4 separate regions of the Homo sapiens genome follow, and regions 1, 2 and 3 are each linked to region 4. Evidence: chromatin contacts called from ENCODE Hi-C or POLR2A ChIA-PET data. All regions are on one chromosome and are shown on one strand. The core of a region is the stretch at or near the end of the contact, and the rest is flanking DNA. Distances in the headings are between cores, read along the strand shown.

Region 1 (2,724 bases), core at 202-2,701, 2.1 Mb before region 4:
ATCCCAATGTTATTCCTCATGTTTTTCCTTTACCAAGCATATCCGGCCCACACCTCGTGACTCCCACCAACCCTGACACTCTAATCTTTTCCTAGTCTAAACTTTATAAAGTACTTAGGAGCAGGAATTGTCTGTTTTTCTTTTTAAAATTAAGTGCCTCACAGCAGCTACCACACACCTAGAGAACCCTTAAGGTATGAAGAATGAAGAGCAGTCTTACAATTTCTTAAAAATTTACCTCCCATTTACTTAGAGGTATTACTATGTGTTGTTTTCTAAAACCTCCTTTTATCCCCATTTTACAGATTAGTAAACAGGCACAGAGAATGTAAGTAACTTGCCCATAGTATACCGCTAATAAGCAGAGTGGAACTGGAGTCCTGGCCGCTAGCTAGCTCCAGACTGTTCACATCACTAAGATGAAGTCACAGGCAATATCTCTTTTAATTCTTCCAACAGCCGCATTAGGCAGATGTTCTTTCCACTTTATAGAGGAGGAAACTAAGGTTCTGAGAAGATAATTAATCCAAGGTTACATAGTTAGAAGTTGGTGGACATGAACATTTCTGGCTACAAAGCTCAAATTTCTAACCACTACCAGTGTCTCCACCCCACTTGTTTCAGAAAAGGATCCTTCCTGGCAACTCCAGGTGAAGATGAGAAGAAGCCGTGGTGGAGTGGGTGGAGGAAGAGCAAGAGGGTTGGGGAATCAGGACCCCCAAGAAAACCAATCACACCTATATGAACCAAAGATGTCCAACAGCATTCTTGGAAGCAAAAACCCAAATCCCAAGCCCCATAATGCCACCCCCTTTTTCTGATGACCCAACTCTACAGACTCAGTCCAACCCCTTTTTCTTACTGTTGGGGAAACTGAGGCCCCCAGCGCTGACCATCATTACACCCTCCTCCTTTCCCAACTCTCCTGAGCCACAGTCCCGGACGTGGTCCTGTACCCACCCCCGCGGCTCGGCTGATGTTGTCCATCTTGCTGACGACCTGTTGGAAGAGGGGGTAGCAGGTCTGACAGAGGCGCACGGGCCGGGCGCTGCGCACCAGACACCCTGTCAGCTCTGCGCTGCTGTTGGCGAAGTCCAGCAGGAGCTCCCGGCACTCAGGATCCAGATCCGGCAGGTCCGGGGGCAGCGACAGAGGCCCCAGCCCTCCACCCTGCAGGAGGGACAGGGACAAGTCCTCCACCTCCAGCAACTGCTGCTCCGACAGGAGGTCGTGGAAGACCCTGTGCGGACTGCTGCCGAAGGGGAGCGCGCCCAGGGCCAGCCCCGACCACAGCAGCAGCCCCAGCGGCAGCCACGGCGGCAACGAACACCTCCGCTGCGCGGCTGTCGGGCCCGGCTCCATCACCGGGCTCACACACCCCAGGGAGCCCACCGCCGCCTCTCCGCCCCCAGCCGGCACCGCGGACAGCCGCCGCTTCCGGTTTCCGCGAGCGCAGGCCGAGAGCCGGGTCACGAGGAGGGCGCGTCACGGCCCCGCCCCCTGCGCGCGGCGCCCCGCCCCATTGGCTGCCGGCTGCCTCCGGGCCGCAGGCCTTCGCGCGTGCGGGAGGGCGCCTACCCTGCGGCCGCGCGCTCTCCAGCCGGCGTTAGGCGCGGGGCGGGGCGGAGTGGTGCATTGGGGTATCCGTAGCCGAGGCTCGCCAGCCGGTGACCACGAGCACCCACCGCTTTGGACAATTGCATCTCGGGGGTCCTGACCCTTGAACGCCCAACCCTCTGGGAGTTCCGGGCGTCCTACAAGTTTCTTACCTCGCTGGACCGACGACGGCCTCCGCTGTGGAAATGGCCGTCGGCTGCGTTCGCAGAGAAACCCCGCTGGCCTGTGCCTCGGCAGATTTTCTGCATGGTGTTCCTTAGCGTAGTTTTTTCCTCATCCCATTTGGAGAGAGTAATAATGCCCGTTGGTTATTATAGGTGGTGGAGACTAGCGGTTTCCAAGCTTTTTGTTTTTGTTTTTAAAAAAACTCTCAACTGTCTGCCTCAGCGTTGTCAGAACTCTGTGAGATGAGGGAAATATTCTACATCTGCGTTATTAAGGCAGCCACTGGCCACATGTGTGGTGTTGAGCCGGCTGAGGAACTGAATTTTTAATTTAATTTAGGGCCGGCGCGGTGGCTCACGCCTGTAATCCCAGCACTTTGGGAGGCCGAGGCAGGCAGATCGCTTGAAGCCAGGAGTTGGAGACCAGCCTCGCCAACATGGCGAAACCCCGTATCTACTAAAAATACAAAAATTAGCCGCTGGGCGTGGTGGCGCAAGCCTGTAGTCCTAGGTTGAGCGGGGAGGATGGCTTGAGCCAGGAGGTCGAGGCTGCAGTGAGCCGAGATCGCGCCACTGTACCCCAGCCTGCACGACAAAGTGAGACTCCATCTCAAAAGTAAAAAGTATTTAACTTAAATGTAAGTAGCCACATCTGTGTAGTGGCAACTGTACTTGACGTAAGTCTGGTCCTACAGTGGCCAACAAGCAGGTTTGCTTGGAACTGAAGGGGTACCAGGGACGCAGCGCGTTCAGTGCTAAAGCCCAGGAAATCCTGGACAAACTGCTCAACTTGAAACTCCTATCCAGTTTCTGACATGCCCGAGGCAATAGCAGGGGACACTCTAAAAAGCGTCCTGATACCGTTGCCAGTCTGTAAAAAGAATTTAAGCTCATAACCTGGAAAACAGTTTTCTGACAAGTATCTGACCAACCAGGTTGGTAG
Region 2 (2,700 bases), core at 102-2,601, 2.7 Mb before region 4:
CGGTGGCTCACGCCTGTAATCCCAGCACTTTGGGAGGCCGAGGCGGGTGGATCACGAGGTCAGGAGATTGAGACGATCCTGGCTAACACGGTGAAACCCCGTATCTACTAAAAATACAAAAACAAAATTAGCCGGACGTGGTGGCGGGCACCTGTAGTCCCAGCTACTCCCGCCTGGGCGACAAAGCGAGACTCCGTCTCAAAAAAAAAAAAAAAAAAAACTTTTATAAATCCTAAAGGCAGGTTTCACAGCAGTAGTACAGCATAAGTGATAAACATCCCAAGAAGATAATGACTACTAACGGGATAAATTCCTACTTCAACCCCAAGACATTCGTTGGAAAGAATTATCTACCTTCAGCCTCTCTCTCTCTCCTTGCCTACTTTCTGGAGGTGACCCCCTGAACAGTGCGGGACAGAAAATTAATCTATCCCATTAAAAAAAAAAAAAATTTCTAGGAAGTGACTCAATAAACCTACATCTCCGCTCGATTTCTCCACAAATCACTGAGGCATCTTCATCCTCAACAATTAAGAAGCAAAATCGAGGAAAGCATACAAGTGTTTCAAAGAAAACCACTTATGCACTCAGCTGAGCAAGAACGTTAAGTGGACTAGAGAAGAGACAACACGGAATGTCTAGGAGGAGTGAGTAAAAAGGAAGGACTAAAAAGAGATAAATCAGGAGCCAGTCTGAGAGAGCTAGAATGCGTATGCCCGCCAGAAAAAAAAGTATTCCAATGAGTGCGAGTGTGTCAGCGGGAGAGGGGTAGCTCACCTGGCTGTGGTAAGCAGAGGGTGCTGAGTGCCCACCAGCTTCCGCACCTGCATAGCGATGTTGCTGAGCTCGTCGCTCAGCAGGCAGCGAAGGCTCATGAAGGACGTGGGGTACCCCACGATCTTCTCCGCCTCTGACACTACCTGATTCCAGTGGGCCGGGGACTTGGAGGACCGACCACGCCAAGAGCCCACCGAGGAGATGGTGTCGAGGGACGGGGACCACCACAGGCGACGCGGGGAACCCGAGGCTCCAAGATAACGTGGCAAGTGCAACAGCAGCTGCCGAAAGTTCATGGTTTGAGTCTGGAAGGGTCTGGGACCTGGGGGTATCCAGAAGTGCCGCGGGAAACAAACCAGGGGCAGAGGAGGAACTTACAGTAACTAAAAGGAAGCGGCAATTCTTGACCCTCAGAGTAAGGTGGCTTCCTGGAGCAGTGACCAGAAACGAACTTTAACTGCTGCTTTCTGCAGCCCAGGCTGGGCAAACAACAGTCCCAGCTCAGCACTGCCCCCGGCCACCCGGGGTAGAAACCACAGCCACTGCCTATGTGGAGGACGCCATATTGGAGGCATGGAATGCGGCCTGCCGTAAAGACAGAGGCGGGTTGTTAAGTATACTCTCTACTTTACGGCGTACCCGAGAACGCCCCCGCAGGGGCGGTGCTTTGGAGGTGAACCCGGGTTGGGAGGTTCAGCTCCTCCCACCCCGCCGCTCTGGGCCAGCAAAGGTCGTCAGTGACAGGGATCAGTTGTGGGCGGCGAGTGGTCCCTCTGCACACGGTATCTGGGCCGAGTCTGGATTCATTAGAGTCCCCGGCGCCCAGCACTGAGTGGCATGCATAAGTATTGGTGTCACGAACAACGGTCAGCCCCCGGCTTGCCCGCAAGGAAGGGCGTCGGGCGGAGGCACCAGTTCCTCCCGGAAGCTTTTTGTCGCTATCGCCACCAGCCCCTGGCAGTGGCAGTGGCCGTGGCCGGGCGTGAAGGCGGCCTCTCGGGCTGCATGCCTCCTGGAGCTGGGGCCACGTCTCAGTGGTGGAACGCCTAGTCGGGGCGTGGGGCTGAGCCCTCGTGTCCTCAGGGCCCAACCAGACATAAGGCAGCGTGGTGCGGCGGAAAGGGGTCCCAAGGAAAGTCCTCGGATCCAACTTCGAATTACCGGCCTCCTCGCTGAGCCTTGGGAGAAACAGCGGTGCCTCCTTCCCGCGGGTGCGGAGAGGAAGAATGAAACGTTGCCTACTCCCTGCCTCTTATCTTCCTCTTTATGCCTAGCCTGGAGCTCAACTCCAGGATTGAAGACTATCGCTGACCGGAGTGCTTTTCACGTACTAGTTCATGTATTACTTTATTTAATCCTCAGAACAACCTCATTAAGTAGATAATATTAGTATTCTCCGTGTTTTGTATGAGGAAACTAAGGTGCAGTCGAGTCGCGTAAGTTCCCTAAGACCACACTAGACAGGGATGTGAGCCCAGACAATCTGGTTTCAGAATCCGTATTCTAACCGAAAGATTACACCGTCTAAATAATAGGCTCCCATCCACTCTTTTCTCCTTATTGCTGAGAGGAAACAGTCAATATGATTATCTTTTAAGTAATGCTACCTATTTTTTTTTCAAATGTGCCTAAGATCTTACCTCCTTTCTTATCACCTAAAACAGGTGTTAACCGTTCTTAATAAAGGATATATTATCCATTTTTTACACTCTTAAAAATAGCTTATAAAACTCTCTAAAACTTTCAAAATCCTTCCAAATTCATGGTATTTTATTTTTATTTTTTATTTATTTTTTGAGATGGGTCTTGCTCTGTCACCCAAGCTGGAGTACAGCGGCGCGATTTCAGCTCACTGCAACCTCCGCCTCCCAGTTTCAAGCAATTCTTGTGCCTCAGCCTCCCAAGTGGCTGGGACTACAGGCG
Region 3 (2,700 bases), core at 116-2,615, 2.2 Mb before region 4:
TGGACAACCTAGACCTCCAGCACACCCAATTGAAGAGAAGATATTTAAGCAAGTTAGCACAGCTCTTGTGCAATAGAAAGCTTTCCCTAAGTTGTTAATACTCAAAACCCACTCCTTACTGTTAACACTACCATAAATAACCCATTAGGCCCTCGCAGTTACATCAGCTTTAAGAATACCATCTGCCATATGTCCTAGTAGAGTGCAACAAATGGATGCAAACATTACCCAAACATCAAGTGAAATATGAAAAGAATCTGTTATTCTGTGCTTTAATTCGATGTTGTTTAATGTGAAAAGACTTAGAACCAAAAGTAAATCGACCCACTACCTCAAAATTCCCTACAAGATTAATTAAACGAGACTTAATCCTTCATACTTGCACTTTTTCCGTCACAAACAGGAAACTCCGAAGAAAAGGAAATAGAAAAAAGCCTATTTTTGCTAAGAGGAATAACGGCATTGCTTCCAACCCCCACAGTGAGTGAACAAATGAAAAAGCAACGGGAGGAAGTGACGGGGGTAGGCGGTGGAAAGCTCAATTGGAGTCCTAAGCATGCCACCCGGCTCAGAGATGCCCTAAAACATCTGTTAAGAGCAGCTGCAACAGGGAAACCGGAGTCGGGGGATGAGGGCCGCGAACTGGACGGACTGAGAGTTGTGCCCGCACGTTCAGTCTCTTCTTGGCCAACTCTTTGCTCACCTCCCAAGTCCCCATCCCGCTTCCTCCATAAAGAAAAATCCCCAATAAAAGCAAAGGCAGAGAAGACAAAGAGGCAGGAGGAGGCTGCAAGGAGCGTCCACAACAATGGAGAAGATGGAGCGAGCGAAACTCCTGAGGACAATGAAGGGAGGTGGAGAAGCGCCGAGGGAAACGCTGCTGACCCGGGCCCCGCCAGTGGCGGACGCTGGACACAGGCCGGGCCGCACCGTCCCTGTCATCCCGGACGCCGCGGGCTGGGGCCGGGCAAGCGGGCGCCGCAGGGCCTGGGGGCGCTGGCGGGGCCTGCGCGGGTTCGCGGGCAAAGGCCGGCGGGACTCACCGGCATTCTGATCTCGGGGCCAGAGGTAGTATGTCGCCGGGATCACGATGAGCCCCACGAAGGAGGTGAGGAAGTAGAAGAAGGTGTTCCCACTGTCATCGTACTGGAACTGCTGCCCGGCCATGGCACCCCCTCCTCCGCCTCGCTCTTCTCACCGCCGCCGCCACGACCACGCTCTGCACTCCCGCTCCCAACGCCCCGGCCCGAGTGGCGTAGCTTGGACACTGCCGCCGCCGCCTCTCCTCCCCGCCCCCACGCCACTCTCACGGACACGCCGCCGCCACCTCTGCCGCTGCCGCCGCCGTCGCCAGCTCTCGCGAGAGGAGATAGTTCCCGCCCCGCTCAGTTTTCCCTCCCCCTGCGTGTCCCCAGCGAGCTCGCTAAGGGAGACGTGGCGAGCGCAACGGTGGAACTCGGCGAGGTCTCGCCCTTAGCCCCGCCCTAACGTCAAAGCCCTCCCCCAACCCCTCCCCTAGGGTCCCGCCCCTAACCGCTCCGCCTTCCTCCACCGCTCAGTTTCCCAGCGCACCACGCCGGATTCCGGGCGTCGGCGTACAGGATCCCAGAGAAGGCTTCCCGCCGGAGCAGCGGTCGCGGGCGGTTCACCTGGCTGCGCAGGGGTCCCAGATATTCAGAGAAGAGCTGAGGCTCAGCCTGTCCTGCCCTCTGGATTAATTGCCCTGGTTGATCACGTTTCCTTGGGTTCTGGATCTGCTCCTCCAGCCCCCATATTTTGGAAACAAGTGTCATTTAGAATAGGGGGTGGGAGGCCGGGCACAGTGGCTCACGCCTGTAATCCCAGCACTTTGAGAGGCCGAGGCGGACGGATCATGAGATCAGGAGTTCGAGACCAGCCTGACCAACATGGTGAAACCCACTCTCTACTAAAAATACAAAAATTAGCCGGACGTGGTGGCGCGCGCCTCCATCTCAAAAAAAAAAAAAATTGGGGGATGGGGAGGTGTGGGTTGCGGGAGGTGTGGGTTGCAGTTGTGTTTTCAAAGCAATGTTTACTATCTGGCCGGGCGCAGTGGCTCATGCCTGTAATCCCAGTACTTTGGGAGACCGGGTGGATCATGAGGTCAGGAGTTCCAGACCAGCCTAACCAACATGGTGAAACCGCGTCTCTACTAAAAATACAAAAACTAGCCGGCTGTGGTGGCACGCGCCTGTAATCCCAGCTACTCAGGAGGCTGAGGCAGGAGAATCGCTTGAACCCGGGAGGCGGAGGTTGCAGTGAGACCGGATCGCTCTCCACTGGGCGACAGATTTGAATCTACGCTGTGCCCATCTTGCAGATGAAGATTTCCCCAAGCCGTTACAGATGGTTCCCTACCCATTCCAGAGCTGCTAATTATAACCACCAGCTTCAGGCGGTAGGCTGAGACCTTTATTGTTTTGTGTCATTTAGTCATCAGTAAACCCCATGGAATAAAGCAAAGTATGTCTGCTCTACAAATGAGAAAATTGAGGCCCAGAGAGACTGCCCAAGGTCCCTCACAGTAAAAGAATGTCTGAGGATTCAAACCCATATCATTTTGATGCCACAAAGCCAGTGTGCCCTTGACCCTCCATCGCCCAGGACCTTAAAATTTCCTGACAGTGACTGGCATTCTCCCTGCGGGTTGTGAACAGGAAACTGCATTTCAGGGATGGA
Region 4 (2,842 bases), core at 316-2,815:
AACTCTGCCCAAGGCAGCCCCCATGAACAGGCACCAGAAGCGACAGCACCGCTTCGCCTCCCCTTCCAACGAAGAAAAGGATGCCCGCACTCGCTTTACCGTTATGTTTTCAGACACCGACTCGCGGAGCAAACACGCAAACGCACGAGCTCGCTTTACCGAGCCTCGCGCACGTAGGGCGAGCAGGGGATTCTCTGTCGCCCGGGGCTACCGCCTCCCCCGGAAAGAGGCACGGGGCGGACCGCGGGCGCGGGTGGGCAGGGAAGCCCGGGCGGTGGCACCTCAGGTGACACCCACAGTCTCTCCAGCGAGAGCAGCCCCGGGGCGGTCCCTGCAGCCAAGCCCCAGGCGCGCCCGCCGCCGTCTCCCTCGGCACCCAGCCCCGCTGGCGGGTGGGCGGTGGGCGCTCGGAAAACCCGCGGATGGGGGTGGGGGCCGGGGCGGGGAAGGCGCGCCCATCCATCCCCGTCACCTTTGCGGGCCACACACCACTCGGTCTGCTCCGGCCAGTAAGGAAGAGTTCCTCTCCCAACACCCCCTCCCCGAAAAAAGCAATTCCTCAGGGACTCGCGCTCACCGTGAAATCTTGGGGGCTCACGCCTTACCCCTTCTTCATGCTTCGGCAGCGGTCGCCGGTCCCCCTCGGCTCGCGGGACTCCGCCTAGAGCCCCCAGGAGGGTCGGGCTCTGGGGCGGAACCCGCTCAGGGCAGCGGCCCAGGCGCCAGGCCACAGGGAACGCCGCCTGGGGCGCCAACCCGCCGCCGGACCCACCGTGTGCTCGACGCGCGAGTGAACAACACCGCGAGCTGCCGTTCCCCCCGCCCCCTCCCCGCGCGAGACGCTCCACAACCGGGCGCAGGGACCCGCGCCAGAAGCAGGGGGGACCGCGAGACTCTTTCCGCCTATGGTCCCATCCTTGCCCCCCGCCCCAGGAGCTATTCCTGGCCAGTCAGAGGTCTCAAAACTTCAGATTCTCACTTTCCTCTTCAGCCTCCAGTGCCCAGGTGCAGCCGAGGTGGGAAATCCAGCCTCCGCCCACTCCCCCATTAGTGGGGCCGAAGCTCGCTCTTCCCCCCTTTCCTGAGGTTCTGTGGTATTGCCCAATCCTCAGTTTGGGGGAGGGGGACGAAGAGAACACTGCTTGGCTAGGGAATGAGGGAAGATGATAGCCAATTGAATGGAACATCCATTCGGGGGCGGGGTCAAAGGGGGACACGCCCCCGTTCCGCCCCCTCGTTGCAAACTACACTTCCCATTGTGCCCTCTCGCGCTTCCTGCCGCGCTGCACGCTGGGAGTGCAGGACCGCGAGGCCTCAAGGTATTTTGGAACTCATATTCTTTAGTCAACTAGGTCCTAAATGTTATAAACTATTATAATTCTCCCTTTTTCCCTAGATAAACTTTTTTAAGCTCTCAGCTCGACAGTAGTTATTCTAATAATAATTAGCTTATTGTTTCAAAATGTAAGACATTATTTCTTAGCAAAGAAAGTTAATGATGTGTTCCATTGCAATCTGTCAGGACCTGGGAGCCTCTTCTTCTTCCGCCCTGGCAGGGTCTCCGCAGAAGATTTGTTGCCGTCATGTCGGCTGCGATTGCAGCTCTGGCCGCTTCCTATGGTTCGGGTTCAGGGTCCGAATCGGACTCGGACAGTGAGAGCAGTCGGTGTCCGCTGCCAGCCGCCGACTCCCTCATGCACTTGACTAAATCGCCTTCATCAAAGCCGTCTCTAGCAGTGGCAGTGGACTCGGCTCCGGAGGTGGCAGTTAAGGTAAGCACTTTTGCTACTAATGCAGTGTGGGAATTGTTGGCTTCAGCTCCAGAACTGCCAGCCGCTTGTTAGGTACCGGGTTACCTCTTTCTCAGTGCTCAGAGATAAGTTGCTAACGTTTGAATTTCTTCTCCTTCCCACATGCATCCTCGGGAGAGGCAGAATTGGAAGTTCGGAATAGCCCTCCGATGCTCTCTGCCCTTGCCTCCCGCCATCAGAAAGCAAGTGGAAGGAGGGGATGAAATTTGAATTTGTGGATTAGGGACATAGCCTGGAAAGTGCAGGTGTAATCTCGGAACATAAGTGAAATTAGATCAGGACTTCCCAAACTAGAGTATTGTGTGAGCAGTGGCCTCGATTTGTCTTATTTTTGAAGAACTAGGTTCTAATCCTGGCACCACCACTTGTGTGAACTTGGACAAGTTATGCAGCCTCCTTTCTTTCCTCACCTGTACAGTGGAGATCATTTTCAAAACATCTGTCTACATGAAAAGATGAGTGTGAAAATTGAGTGAAATTACACAAATAAAGCATATAGCACAGAGCCAACTAGTGAGAGTGCAGTAAATGTTTTATGATTGTGTGTGTTAATACAGTGAGAAAAAGGCCTTGGATTTGAGAAACAGCTGCATGATCTCAATGGAGGAAGCTGATTAATAAGGCAAGAGTTTCCAGGCAGAGGTGACAGGCAAGCCTGAGAACGCAAAGAGCCTAGTGGGTTTGAAGAACTGAGGAAAAGCTGATGTGTCTGGAGCCTGATGAGAGCATCTACCAATTGGTAGTGTAGGCCCAGTAGAGCCCGAGGTAGGTGATCAGCTCAAGATGTGAAGAGGGGAGGCGGTGTCCAAAAATTCCTTTGTATCATGTCCCCAAGTCTAGTTTAATGACTTAAGAAGTGTTTTACAGGTTTTTAACAAGCTGTATGTGAATTTTACTTTTTAAAAATGGACATCTGTCATGAAAGAATGCTTAGAATCCTCCTAACTTCCTATCAAAACAAAACTTTCCAAACTTAAGCCCCTCCAGTAACCTCCTGAGTCTTCTCCTTTCACAGCTCAGCTTTTTGGAGC

The links. Hi-C counts contacts between places; a loop is a spot of excess contacts on that map. ChIA-PET counts read pairs that join two places held with the same protein, here RNA polymerase II (POLR2A). Pooled maps may share reads with other maps.
Region 1: a map of CD8-positive, alpha-beta T cell shows a loop between it and region 4 (15-fold over the local background). The contact joins the promoter of OSTM1 here to the promoter of CDC40 in region 4. A Hi-C loop is called at or near these places in 3 of 168 maps with a recorded cell type or tissue (CD4-positive, alpha-beta T cell, CD8-positive, alpha-beta T cell and naive thymus-derived CD4-positive, alpha-beta T cell), 1 of 37 single-sample maps with no recorded cell type and 13 of 50 pooled maps.
Region 2: a loop to region 4 is called in a map of CD4-positive, alpha-beta T cell, with 6 times the contacts of the local background. The contact joins the promoter of PDSS2 here to the promoter of CDC40 in region 4. A Hi-C loop is called at or near these places in 2 of 168 maps with a recorded cell type or tissue (CD4-positive, alpha-beta T cell and naive thymus-derived CD4-positive, alpha-beta T cell) and 11 of 50 pooled maps. POLR2A ChIA-PET finds 5 or more read pairs at or near these places in 1 of 52 experiments (CD4-positive, alpha-beta memory T cell).
Region 3: a map of CD8-positive, alpha-beta T cell shows a loop between it and region 4 (9-fold over the local background). The contact joins the promoter of SEC63 here to the promoter of CDC40 in region 4. A Hi-C loop is called at or near these places in 3 of 168 maps with a recorded cell type or tissue (B cell, CD8-positive, alpha-beta T cell and heart right ventricle), 1 of 37 single-sample maps with no recorded cell type and 13 of 50 pooled maps.

Annotation. Positions count from the first base shown.
Region 1 is chr6:108,073,290-108,076,013 of GRCh38, forward strand. It overlaps OSTM1 (osteoclastogenesis associated transmembrane protein 1), which reads right to left and starts at 1,452. Exons shown (of 6, transcript NM_014028.4): 1 at 961-1,452. The coding sequence starts at 1,362. RefSeq lists a silencer at 1,223-1,662.
Region 2 is chr6:107,458,213-107,460,912 of GRCh38, forward strand. It overlaps PDSS2 (decaprenyl diphosphate synthase subunit 2), which reads right to left and starts at 1,352. Exons shown (of 8, transcript NM_020381.4): 1 at 778-1,352. The coding sequence starts at 1,073. RefSeq lists enhancers at 1,223-1,672, 1,393-2,314.
Region 3 is chr6:107,956,843-107,959,542 of GRCh38, forward strand. It overlaps SEC63 (SEC63 protein translocation regulator), which reads right to left and starts at 1,366. Exons shown (of 21, transcript NM_007214.5): 1 at 1,044-1,366. The coding sequence starts at 1,167. RefSeq lists enhancers at 805-1,406, 2,009-2,609 and a silencer at 1,029-1,568.
Region 4 is chr6:110,178,862-110,181,703 of GRCh38, forward strand. CDC40 (cell division cycle 40) reads left to right here and starts at 1,566. Exons shown (of 15, transcript NM_015891.3): 1 at 1,566-1,772. The coding sequence starts at 1,584. It overlaps WASF1 (WASP family member 1), which reads right to left and starts at 809. Exons shown (of 11, transcript NM_003931.3): 1 at 578-809. RefSeq lists silencers at 169-488, 729-838.